3 separate regions of the Homo sapiens genome follow, and regions 1 and 2 are each linked to region 3. A link is a contact called in ENCODE Hi-C or POLR2A ChIA-PET data. All regions are on one chromosome and are shown on one strand. The core of a region is the stretch at or near the end of the contact, and the rest is flanking DNA. Distances in the headings are between cores, read along the strand shown.

Region 1 (3,840 bases), core at 674-3,173, 440 kb after region 3:
ATCTACAACCATCTGATCTTTGACAAACCTGACAAAAACAAGAAATGGGGAAAGGATTCCCTATTTAATAAATGGTGCTGGGAAAACTGGCTAGCCATACGTAGAAAGCTGAAACTGGATCCCTTCCTTACACCTTATACAAAAATTAATTCAAAATGGATTAAAGACTTAAGTGTTAGACCTGAAACCATAAAAACCCTAGAAGAAAACTTAGGCAATACCATTCAGGACATAGGGATGGGCAAGGACTTCATAACTAAAACACCAAAAGCAATGGCAACAAAAGCCAAAATAGACAAATGGGATCTAATTAAACTAAAGAGCTTCTGCACAACAAAAGAAACTACCATCAGAGTGAACAGGCAACCTACAGAATGGGAAAAAATGTTTACAATCTACCCATCTGACAAAGGGCTAATATCCAGAATCTACAAAGAACTTAAACAAATTTACAAGAAAAAATCAAACAACCCCAACAAAAAGTGGGTGAAGGATATGAACAGACACTTCTCAAAATAAGACATTTTTGCAGCCAACAGACACATGAAAAAATGCTCGTCATCACTGGTCATCAGAGAAATGCAAATCAAAACCACAATGAGATACCATTTCACACCAGTTAGAATGGTGATCATTAAAAAGTCAGGAAACAACAGGTGCTGGAGAGGATGTGGAGAAATAGGAACACTTTTACACTGTTGTTGGGACTGTAAACTAGTTCAACCATTGTGGAAGACTGTGGCGATTCCTCAAGGATCTTGAACTAGAAATACCAGTTGACCCAGCCATCCCATTACTGGGCATAGACTCAAAGGATTATAAATCATGCTGCTATAAAGACACATGCATACGTATGGTTATTGCAGCACTATTCACAATAGCAAAGACTTGGAACCAACCCAAATGTCCATCAATGATAGACTGGATTAAGCAAATGTGGTACATATACACCATGGAATACTATGCAGCCATAAAAAAGGATGAGTTCATGTCCTTTGTAAGGATATGGATGAAGCTGGAAACCATCATTCTCAGCAAACTATCGCAAGGACAGAAAACCAAACACCGCAGGTTCTCACTCATAGGTGGGAATTGAACAATGAGAACACTTGGACACAGGAAGGGGAACATCACACTCCAGGGCCTGTTGTGGGGTGTTGGGGGTGGGGGCGAAGGGATAGCATTAGGAGATATACCTAATGTAAATGACGAGTTAATGGGTGCAGCACACCAACATGGCACATGTATACATATGTAACAAACCTGCACGTTGTACACACGCACCCTACAACTTAAAGTATATATGTAAAAAAAAGAACAGTGTAAGAGGATATTGAAAACTCCCCTATCCACTCCACACAGCAGGCATCTAGCATGTATCCTCTTAGGGAAGTTCCCATGGGACAGGGAGAGACTGGCTTTGTAAATGCTCCTGTTACAGGTACTGAAGTTAGGAATTTCAAGAAGGAAATGAAACCACTCCTAGAAGATCCCCTCAGTTTAGCAGACCAGCTGTACCAAATCCTAGGACCCAGCTTTTACACCTGGGCTAAAATTATTCTATTATAAATATACTGTTCACAGGAGAAGAAAGGGGAATGATTAGGAGAGCAGTCATGACCATCTGGGACAGGCAACACTCTCCTGGGCAAGGGTTCTTGCCAGCCAAACAAAAATTCCCAAATGTCATTCCCAAATTGGATAATAAAGATCCCAGGGACTGGGCCCAAATGGAGGAATGAATAATTAGAAGAGATCAAAGAGTCCACTCCTAGGGCATAAAATGTCGTAAAGGCATTTGAGATTCAACAAGAAAAAGAGGAAACTCCCTCTGCATTCCTGCAGAGGCTCAGAGATCAGATGAGAAAATATTTTGGATTAAATCTGGAAGAACCAGTGGGCAAGGCCTTTTAAAGGTTAGCTTTGTGACTAAAAGCTGGCCTAGCAGGCCAGGGAGTGCAGCTGCAGGCGTGGGGGTGGCAGGAGCCGCAGAGCCAGAGCAGACAGCCGAGAAAAAGGTGGACAGTGTGAAAGAACCAGTGTGAGTAAACCCCCAATAAGAAACTAATGTCTGTATTATGCAAAAGGAGTCACTGGGGATCCAAGTCTCTGTATAATGCAATACTTAGGAATTATGGGTGTATAGGGATTTATACCCTCATTAAACAAGTATGTGGAAGTTGTGTAGCTTGTCAAAGGATAAACAAAAAGATAATGAGAAAACAGGCCACGGGAGGAAGACCTCCCAGATTAAGACAATTTCAAAGCATTGAAGTAGATACCACAGAAATGCCCTAAGTAGGAAGACTAAAGTATTTACTGGTGATCATAGATCACCTTCCTGGCTGGGTCTTTCCCCTTTCAACAGCCACCACCAGGAATGTGGTCAAAATAATATTAGAACAATTGTACCCTAGATTTGGCCTGGTGGAAAATACTGATTCAGACAATGGGAGCCACTTTTTCTCAAGGTTGTTAAGGGGAATTATGGAAGGTTTACAAATTAGATGGGATTATCACACCCTTTGGCATCCCCCTTCCTCTGGAAAGGTAGAAAGAATGAATCAAACACCCAAAAAGTGTATCATCAAACTAATCTTAGAAACTAAAATGCCTTGGACAAAATGTCTTCCAATAACACTCCTTAGGATTAAGACAGCCCCAAGAAAAGACTTGGGATTGTCTCCCTATGAGTTATTATATGGGCTCCCATATTTGGGCAGAGCTACAGATCTCCCTACTATGGAAACCAAGGATCAATTTTTTTTTGATCAATTCTTAAGATATTATATACTGGCCATATCCTCTACCCTGTTATCCCTTAGGTTAAAAGGACTTCTGACTCAAATTCTGCCTCTTGAGTTTGTGGTTTACCACTTCCAGCCTGGTGACTTGGTGCTGATTAAGACTTGGAAAGAAGACATGCTGCACCCAAGCTGGGAAGGTCCTTATCAAGTGCTCCTGAGCACTGAGACAGCTGTGCAAACAGCTGAATGGGGGTGAACTCAGTATACTTGAGTCAAGTAACTGGTAAAAGATACCCCAGAAGGGAGGGGAAAAAACCCGGTGAAAAGTGCATGGGTCACCTGAGGAACCCTTAAAGTTAACTCTGAGAAAAATCTAAAAAGAAAACATGAGCTGGTCCCATTTCTGGAAGTTAATATGGCTGGGATAGGCTACTATACAAGAAGCAGAAGGTCAAAATGGAAACTGGCAGGGGACTCCTCCCTATCCAATCAGGTTGGTAGTTAATATAACCCAGATGGTAGCACCCCAAACTATAAGATTTAATGCCTGCCAGGTCTTACCTTGTGGGAATTTGGAAAATTAGAGACAGCTCTCCCAGGTGAATAAATATCTTTGCCCTGAGTCAAATGCAGGTTACAGTAGGGCATCACCCTGCCCCAGCTGGGATGATGTATGGTGGACTACCCAATTTGAGGGTTGGGCAGTAAACATGGGGTGGGAAACTCTGAGCTGAAGACCTTTGAGGAATAAACTACCTCTGTCCAAGAGCTCCCCACCAAATAACTGCCAGAATTTAGAATGCAATCCTATACTCATCACCATTGACAATCCAGCTGTTCTAGACCAAGAACCAGAAGTAGCATCCTATGTACATAAGTTAGGGGCAGACATCACAGGGAAAGACCCCTAGGGTGGTTTGTTCTCAAACTAATCAATAACTCAACCTCCCATTTGCCTGGGACTACTGCAACCCCAGACCCTAACAAACACTTTAGTCCACCAAATAATGACCCTAAAAGGGTAAAAATAATTGAGGTAAAGTATTTAAGGCAAATCATAGAAATTGAGACAGTTTACAGGGATGTGAATGTC
Region 2 (4,040 bases), core at 100-2,599, 290 kb after region 3:
AATCAACAAACTAAAATAAAGAAATGAATGAATACATATGTACATAAAATTTAATTTAGTTTTAGGAATTACAAATAAGGATGAAGTAATCCTTATTGTAGAGAAATAAGAGATGGCCAAGTGCCCTACAACTGCCAACCTTTGTCAGCTGAAGATAAGTAAATCACACATACACACACACACACACACACACACACATCTTTGACTGGAACTTCTCTATGGATCCAGGGAGATCTAGTCCTATATTTGAACTGAATTTCCATGGACAGATCTAAATTCAAACTACCAAATTCAAACTCGTCCATACTAGGGACTGGGGGGAAAAGTTTTTTCAGGGAAAAACTCCTTTTACTTATAAGCATAGGATTTTTGTTCAAAAAGTGAAAGAAAGAGACAAAATATGAATGCAGGGATTAGGTTGTGGACATCCTTTGGGGGTGATGGTGGGGCATAATTCTGCCAACCACAGGCAGCATTTTAAAATTAGTGGTTTTTAGGAAACAATAGGTGCTGGAGAGGATGTGGAGAAATAGGAACACTTTTACACTGTTGATGGGACTGTAAACTAGTTCAACCATTGTGGAAGTCAGTGTGGCCATTCCTCAGGGATCTAGAACTAGAAATACCATTTGACCCAGCCATCCCATTACTGGGTATATACCAAAAGGATTATAAATCATGCTGCTATAAAGACACATGCACACATATGTTTATTGTGGCACTATTCACAATAGCAAAGACTTGGAACCAACCCAAATGTCCAACAATGATAGACTGGATTAAGAAAATGTGGCACATATACATCATGGAATACCATGCAGCCATAAAAAAGGATGAGTTCATGTCCTTTGTAGGGACATGGATGAAGCTGGAAACCATCATTCTCAGCAAACTATCGCAAGGACAGAAAACCAAACACCGCATGTTCTCACTCATAGGTGGGAATTGAACAATGAGAACACTTGGACACAGGAAGGGGAACATCACACACTGGGGCCTGTTGTGGGGTAGGGGGAGGGGGGAGGGATAACGCGTCCAGCGCCGTCCGTCCGTTCGTCTTCCTCCCTCCCGGCCTCTCCCGCCGACCACGGGCAGTGGTGGGGGGCGGGGGGCGCGCGTCCCCGGTCGGCGCGCCGCTTCTTCGGTTCCCGCCTCCTCCCCGTTCACTGCCGGGGCGGCTCGGGACGGGGCCCGGGGAGCGTGGGTGGGAACCGCGGAGGCGGCCGCGCCGAGCCGGGCCCGTGGCCCGCCGGCCCCCGTCCCGGGGGGTGGCCGCGCGGGCCCCGGTGGGGCGGCCACCCGGGGTTCCGGCCCTCGCGCGTCCCTCCTCCTCTTTCCTCCGCACGGGTCGACCAGCAGACCGCGGGTGGCGGGCAGCAGGCGGCGAGGCCCGGGGCGTCCCCGCACCCGGCCGACCTCCGCTCGCGACCGCTCCTCAGTCGGGCCTCCGGGGTCGACCGGCTGCCGCCCGCGGGCGTGAGACTCAGCCGGCGTCTCGCATACCTAATGTAAATGACGAGTTAAGGGGTGCAGCACACCAACATGGCACATGTATACATATGTAACAAACCTGCACGTTGTGCACATGTACCCTAAAACTTAAAGTATAATAAAAATAAATAAATAAAATTAGTGGTTTTAACCATGACTTTTACTTGGTCTGGTAAAATTATCATGGTAAATATTCTTGTTTTATTTCCCACATTCAGGAAGGGGTGATCATGTGACCTAGTTCTGGACAATGAGATGTAAGTTGAGGGTTTCTAGTAAAGTTTTGCTTCCTCAGTATAGGCACCCCTTTTCCTCGTTTTCTTTCTGTCTAGAATGCTGATGAGAGGTTGGAGGTGGAGTAACTATCATATGACCACAAGACAAGCATGAGCACAAAAGTCACAAGCCAAGGATAGACTGAGTGAGCACCCAGGGTCAGGGCACTGATGACACTACGCAGCTACAAGATCAGCCCAACTACTAACCTCTGCAGCATTCATTTTATATACATATATATATAAAATATTTTACAGAGAAGGAAACTGAGGCATAGTGAACTTTGGGTAACTTGCCTAAGGTTACACAACTAGCAAGTGGCTAAGTCTGAATTTCAATCTAGACAACATGCATATAGTGCTTAAAACTGAGTTAAACTTTGCAAATCAAGCCACTGGTTGTTGGTAAGCCCACAGGTTGGTCATATATATCCCCAATTTGGCGAAATACACCTAGGAAAACTGATAATAGTAATATAAGTAATTAAAAATTGAGTGATCAAAGGGAGAGAGGGAATGTAAAGTTATAGTTATAAAAGTAACTACTAGGAAAAAACCTAATTTTAGATGTTCAAATTATCAAAAGGAAAACATAAAGCCAGGCAACACAAACACTGAACATCATGCAAAAACTATTTAAGAAGTACTAGGCTGGGTACGGTGGCTCATGCCTGTAATCCCAGCACTTTGGGAGGCTGAGGCGGGTGGATCAAGAGGTCAGGGGATCGAGACCATCCTGGCTAACATGGTGAAACCCTGTCTCTACTAAAAATATAAAAAATTAGCGGGGCGTGGTGGTGGGCACCTGTAGTCCCGGCTACTCAGGAGGCTGAGGCATGAGAATGGTGTGAACCCGGGAGGTGGAGCTTGCAGTGAGCCGAGATCAGGCCACTGCATTCCAGCCTGGGCGATAGAGCAAGACTCCGTCTCAAAAAAAAAAAAAAAAAAGAAGTACTAAAGGCAGAAAAATTACATAAAGTAAAACAGAACTGAGACCAAACATATCTGTCATGTCAATAAATTGTCATATAAAACCATTAAAAGCAAGACTCTCAGAATGATCACAAAGTAGAATCAAATTATATGCTGAACACAAGAGATTCATTTGGAACAAAACAACCCTGAAAGTTGGTAATAATTCTCCCAAAATTTAACTTATAAATTCAAAGCAACTGCACTCAATAGACTAATAAACTTTCATTTAGGAACTCGAAAAGTTGGCTTTAAAGTTCAATTTTTGCAAAATAAAGAACAGTAAAGAGATATTTGTCCTTTCACACAGCAAAGCATAGCATAATGGGTCAGCTATCCTAGTTATAGTACCCATAAAACTAACAGCTTACTGTTTGTCCAGAGTTTGGGGTTCTGTGCCAGGCACGTCCCCCAAATACTTTACACATAGTATCTCATTTAATCCTCACAACCCTGTTAAGGAGCAAATAATTACCCCTATTTGACAGATGACAAAATTAGGATTGAAGAAGACTGCATTACTGTCTGAGGTCCCCCGGCTTAGTAAGTGATGGCTCAGAATTGACCCAGGACCTCTTTCTTTGGAGCTGGTGCTCTGGTCTAACTTTCCATTTCTAGTAAATAGAAAACAAACCATATACAGAACATTATTATGGCATACTCTCATTATTATTTAATTTGAATGTATGTATGGGTATGCACAATTTCTCTCCCTTGCCTTCTCCCGCTCTTCCTCCCTCCCTCCTCTTATAGTAGCTGGCTGTCCAAATGCTTGCATGTCCTGGAAGGAGACACACTAAACTGCAATGTTTACTTTTGTGGAGTAGAATTCGTGGAGGAGAGGAAAGGGAGGAAATTTCATGTTTTACTTCATTTACTTCTGATTGTTTGACTGTTACTTGCATGTTTTTCTTTAGTAATGAAAAAATAAGGATAAAAAAGTAAGCTAAATTAAAAGTGATGAAAATATTAAAGAATAGCAGCATATCTTTGTTATCTCAACTGTGGCCTTTTGAAAATGTGATATTAGAAATAGTCGTTGAGCTTGTTTGGGTGTACAACATTTTCAAACTGAAATTAAGTACTACTACAACAAAAATTTCCATAATACATTACTTTATAAACACAGGGTATTTATTATTTCAGGATGATTTTTCATTTCTTTTTCTTTTTTCTTTATCTTATTTTATTTTATTTTTTTGACACAGTGTTTTGCTCCAATGTCTAGGCTGGAGTACAGTGGTGTGATCACAGCTCACTGCAGCCTTAACTTCCCAGGATCAAATGATTCTCCCACCTCAG
Region 3 (3,535 bases), core at 777-3,276:
TTCCTCCTCCCCAGTCCCAACCTTCTGCCTAAGCAGATAGGAACTAACACCAAGAGCAGCAATTATCAGCCATCCCATACAGTGCTGCTTGGTTTCTCTACAAACACTTTTCGTAAGACCACAGTGGGGTCTTTCCCCGGCCCGCCATCACCAGTGAAGGGGGACAGCACATGCCTCTCGGAACTGCAAGGCAGGATTTGGCCTGGGATCCAACTTTCTGCTTTAAAAATGGCCACATGAACAAGGTCACCATCCAGAGAGGGGACTTCAGAAGAACAAGGAAGGCATGTGAAGCTGTGCCTGGCGCTGCCAAACCCACCCTGCATGCTGGCGAGAGGACTGGTTGATGGCAGCTAACCACAGTAAGGAGGAGTCCATGTGGCTGTCCAAGGAGTGTCCAGCCTGTTGAGGCACTGCCAGGCCCTGTGGACTGTAAGCCAAGGATGTGCTTTCTGTTCTCACTAACTTTAAATTCTAGAGATATCCTGACAGAGGGGCAGAAGCAAGACATTTCCTGCGCTTGTCAAAGCTACATAAAAGTAGCCAGGTTTGGTGGCTCACACCTATAATCCTAGCACTTTGGAAGGCTGAGATGGGAGGATCGCTTGAGCCCAGGAGTTTCAGACCGGCCTGGGCAACATAGTGAGACCCCGTCTATACTAAAAATAAGATAAAAAAAATAGCTGGGTATGGTGGTATGTGCCTGTAGTCCCAGCTACTCAGGAGGCTGAGGTGGGAGGACTGCTTAAGCCCAGGAGATCAAGTCTGTAGTGAGCTGTGACTGTGCTACTGCATTCCAGCCTGGGCAACAAAGAGAGACTCTATAAAAATAAAACAAAACAATAAAAGCTACATAAAAGCAAAACAACTTTTTTTTTTTTTTTTTTGAGGCAGAGTCTTGCTCTGTCGCCCAGGCTAGACTGCAGTGGCACGATCTTGGCTCATTGCAATCTCTGCCTCTCGGGTTCAAGCAATTCTCCTGCCTCAGCCTCCTGAGTAGCTGGAATTACAGGCGCCCGCCACCAGGCCTGGCTAATTTTTGTATTTTTCTTACAGACAGGGTTTCACCATGTTGGCCAGGCTGGTCTCGAACTCCTGACCTTGTGATCCACATACCTCAGCCTCCCAAAGTGCTGGGATTACAGGCGTGAGCCACTGCGCCCGGCTGACTTGATTCTTATGGTGGTAAAATTGGCCCATTTGGGTTCTACCCCACTTAAGGCTTGCCCTCTTCTGCCCCACTGGGCCAGTGGTTTTGGGGAAGAAGGTATCCAGTACCTTGATCAGAGGCGATGTCTAGCCTCCTCTGCCCTTTGGAGAGCTGGTAGCAAGGCACTGAGGAATTACTGCTTTGCAGGTGGGAGAGGGTGAGATGGGTAGGAAGTGCATGGCAGAGCTGGGAAGCTGGCTCCTCAGAACTGGGAAGTTGAAAGAAGCAGAGCCAGCTCTTGAGTAGAACTTAGGGGTGTGTATATGTGTGTGTGCGTATGTGTGTGTGTGTGTATGTGTGTCGGGGGAATTACTGGGAAGGGTAGTGTGTGATGCTGAATATGCCCTCCCACCCCCAAATATCCACATCCTAATCCCTGGAACCTGTGAATGTTACCGTACGTGGCAAAAAGGCCTGCAGATGGGATTATGTAAGGCTGCTGAGATGGGGAGATTATCCTGGATTATCCAGGTGGACCCTAGATACAATCACAAGTATTCTTTTAAAAGAGAGGCAGAGGGAGATCTGACACAGACAGGAGGAGGAGGAGGAGGCAGTGTGATCCTGGAGGCACAGATCAGGGTGAAGCAGTCACAAACCAAGGAGTGCCGGCAGCTCCCAGAGGCCGGAGGGGTGGAGGAGTGGATTCTCCCTGAGAGCCTCCAGAGGGAACAGGCCCTGCCCAACGCCCTCGTTCTGGCCCAGTGAAATGAATGTGGACTGCTGGCCTTAATAACTGTGAGAAAAAAACATGTCTGTGGTTTAAAGCCACCAAATCTGTGGTAATTTGTTACAGCGGCAATAGGAAACTGACATAGATCGGTAGATGGTGTCCTCGGATGAGACTTCTGGTTTACTTCCTGTAGGCATTAGATGGTGGGACTCCTAAGTGAGAAGAACAAGTGTTGCACATCATTACATGCAATGTGCAGGAGCAGTATCAAAATTCTGCATGTGCGCGTGCACACACACACACAGCCCAACCCACCCCTCACTTGGATCTGAATCTGTGTCTGTTGTTAACTAGCTTGTACTTCAACAGGGAGCTGTGAATTGAGCAGGAGGATCATGAGACAAGCTGCCCCAGGTAGTCTGGCAGGGTCTCAGAAGGCATCACAGAACATAGCAGAGGCTATAGCAGGAAGCAGGTGAGGTGTCCCTCCAGAGACGTGAGCTGCCTGGACAGAGAGGAGGGAAGAAACCCACCAGAAAAGGGGCGGGTGGGGAGGGCAGGACCTGTTTTGCAGTTGTAAGTTTCTCCCTTAAGAAGAATACAGAGTAAGGGATGCTAGACCCTTTTCTGTTTCATCTGAAAACACTTTCCACAGGGGTAAACTCTATAATCGTGTGTGTGTGTGTCTCTAATGCAGGGGCAATGAGCTGCTGGGTGTGCTTTGTGGATGTGGCCAGGATGGGCTCAGGGGGTGCTGCTTTCAGGTGGGTGAGACTCACATGGACATATGTGGGTGGGCAGGTGCCTTTTGCTTAAGGAATGGCATCAGGCCCAGGATGCTAATGTGTTTCTATGGGCTGTCTGAGAGAAGACAGGGAAGGGGCACAGGCGGTGAGAGATTTCCCGGATGAGACATGAACACTCCTCTCCACGATCATGGCTGCCTTCCAAGAGGCTCTCCAGGGACAGCGCTCCTCACCGTGGGGGAGGCCCCGTGCTGACTCCCAACGCGTAAACAAACACGGGGAGCCAGGCAGTCTTCCCACTGTACCTGGGCTCCACAACCTCAAAGGCTCCCAGCTGTATCTCCACTTGAACAATAGCGTTTTAAACTCCTTGGTTCATTACCAGTCTGCATCACCTATTCAGCATTCACAAGGTATACAGCACTAGAGGAGGTTTCGTGGAGCTCTGTGGTAAAAGTAGATGGCAGAGTCTCAGTTCTCCAGGGACAATGAGACAAATATAAATTAAAAAACATAGGTGACAGTTATCTAAGGCATGTGACACCAAGGACAGGCAAGGAGCCCGATCTGTGTTCATCGAGCCGCTCCATTACACTCTGTCTGTGGTCTTGGGAAAATCACAGAACCTCTCTAAGCCTTTTTGTCCATCTATAAAATAGGCTTAATACATTTAAAAATGGCTTAGAAGATTTTGAGAATTAAATGAGATAATGTACGTGAAAGCCCTTTAAAACTATAATAATTGCATCTCAACAAATGCTGTAATGTAGAACATAGGGAAATATTTTAAAATTACATGATGAGAAGAGAAAAAATTACAGACTAAGTGCTAGTCTAATTCCAAGAATATAATAATTTCATTGTGGTGCATCAGGACACTCTGGGACAAGAATGAAAGACATCATT

What was found. A loop is a pair of places that touch in the nucleus more often than their neighbours do. ChIA-PET counts read pairs that join two places held with the same protein, here RNA polymerase II (POLR2A). Pooled maps may share reads with other maps.
Region 1: a map with no recorded cell type shows a loop between it and region 3 (2.5-fold over the local background). The contact joins two enhancer-like sites. A Hi-C loop is called at or near these places in 4 of 37 single-sample maps with no recorded cell type and 5 of 50 pooled maps. POLR2A ChIA-PET finds 5 or more read pairs at or near these places in 2 of 52 experiments (Panc1 and activated T-cell).
Region 2: a map with no recorded cell type shows a loop between it and region 3 (1.8-fold over the local background). The contact joins two enhancer-like sites. A Hi-C loop is called at or near these places in 17 of 37 single-sample maps with no recorded cell type and 4 of 50 pooled maps. POLR2A ChIA-PET finds 5 or more read pairs at or near these places in 2 of 52 experiments (GM12878 and activated naive CD4-positive, alpha-beta T cell).

Annotation. Positions count from the first base shown.
Region 1 is chr17:32,968,453-32,972,292 of GRCh38, forward strand. No RefSeq gene overlaps it. Among named protein-coding and RNA genes, the nearest start is that of SPACA3, 21 kb to the right of the region's middle. Within about 2 kb of position 1,924, at least 2 of the 41 ENCODE cell types and tissues checked have a DNase peak (open chromatin) inside an H3K27ac peak, as active enhancers do.
Region 2 is chr17:32,821,371-32,825,410 of GRCh38, forward strand. The region is part of intron 1 of MYO1D (myosin ID); the gene reads right to left. Among named protein-coding and RNA genes, the nearest start is that of MYO1D-DT, 53 kb to the right of the region's middle. RefSeq lists silencers at 1,130-1,199, 1,280-1,489. Within about 2 kb of position 1,350, at least 3 of the 41 ENCODE cell types and tissues checked have a DNase peak (open chromatin) inside an H3K27ac peak, as active enhancers do.
Region 3 is chr17:32,526,970-32,530,504 of GRCh38, forward strand. The region is part of intron 21 of MYO1D (myosin ID); the gene reads right to left. Among named protein-coding and RNA genes, the nearest start is that of CDK5R1, 42 kb to the left of the region's middle. Within about 2 kb of position 2,027, at least 2 of the 41 ENCODE cell types and tissues checked have a DNase peak (open chromatin) inside an H3K27ac peak, as active enhancers do.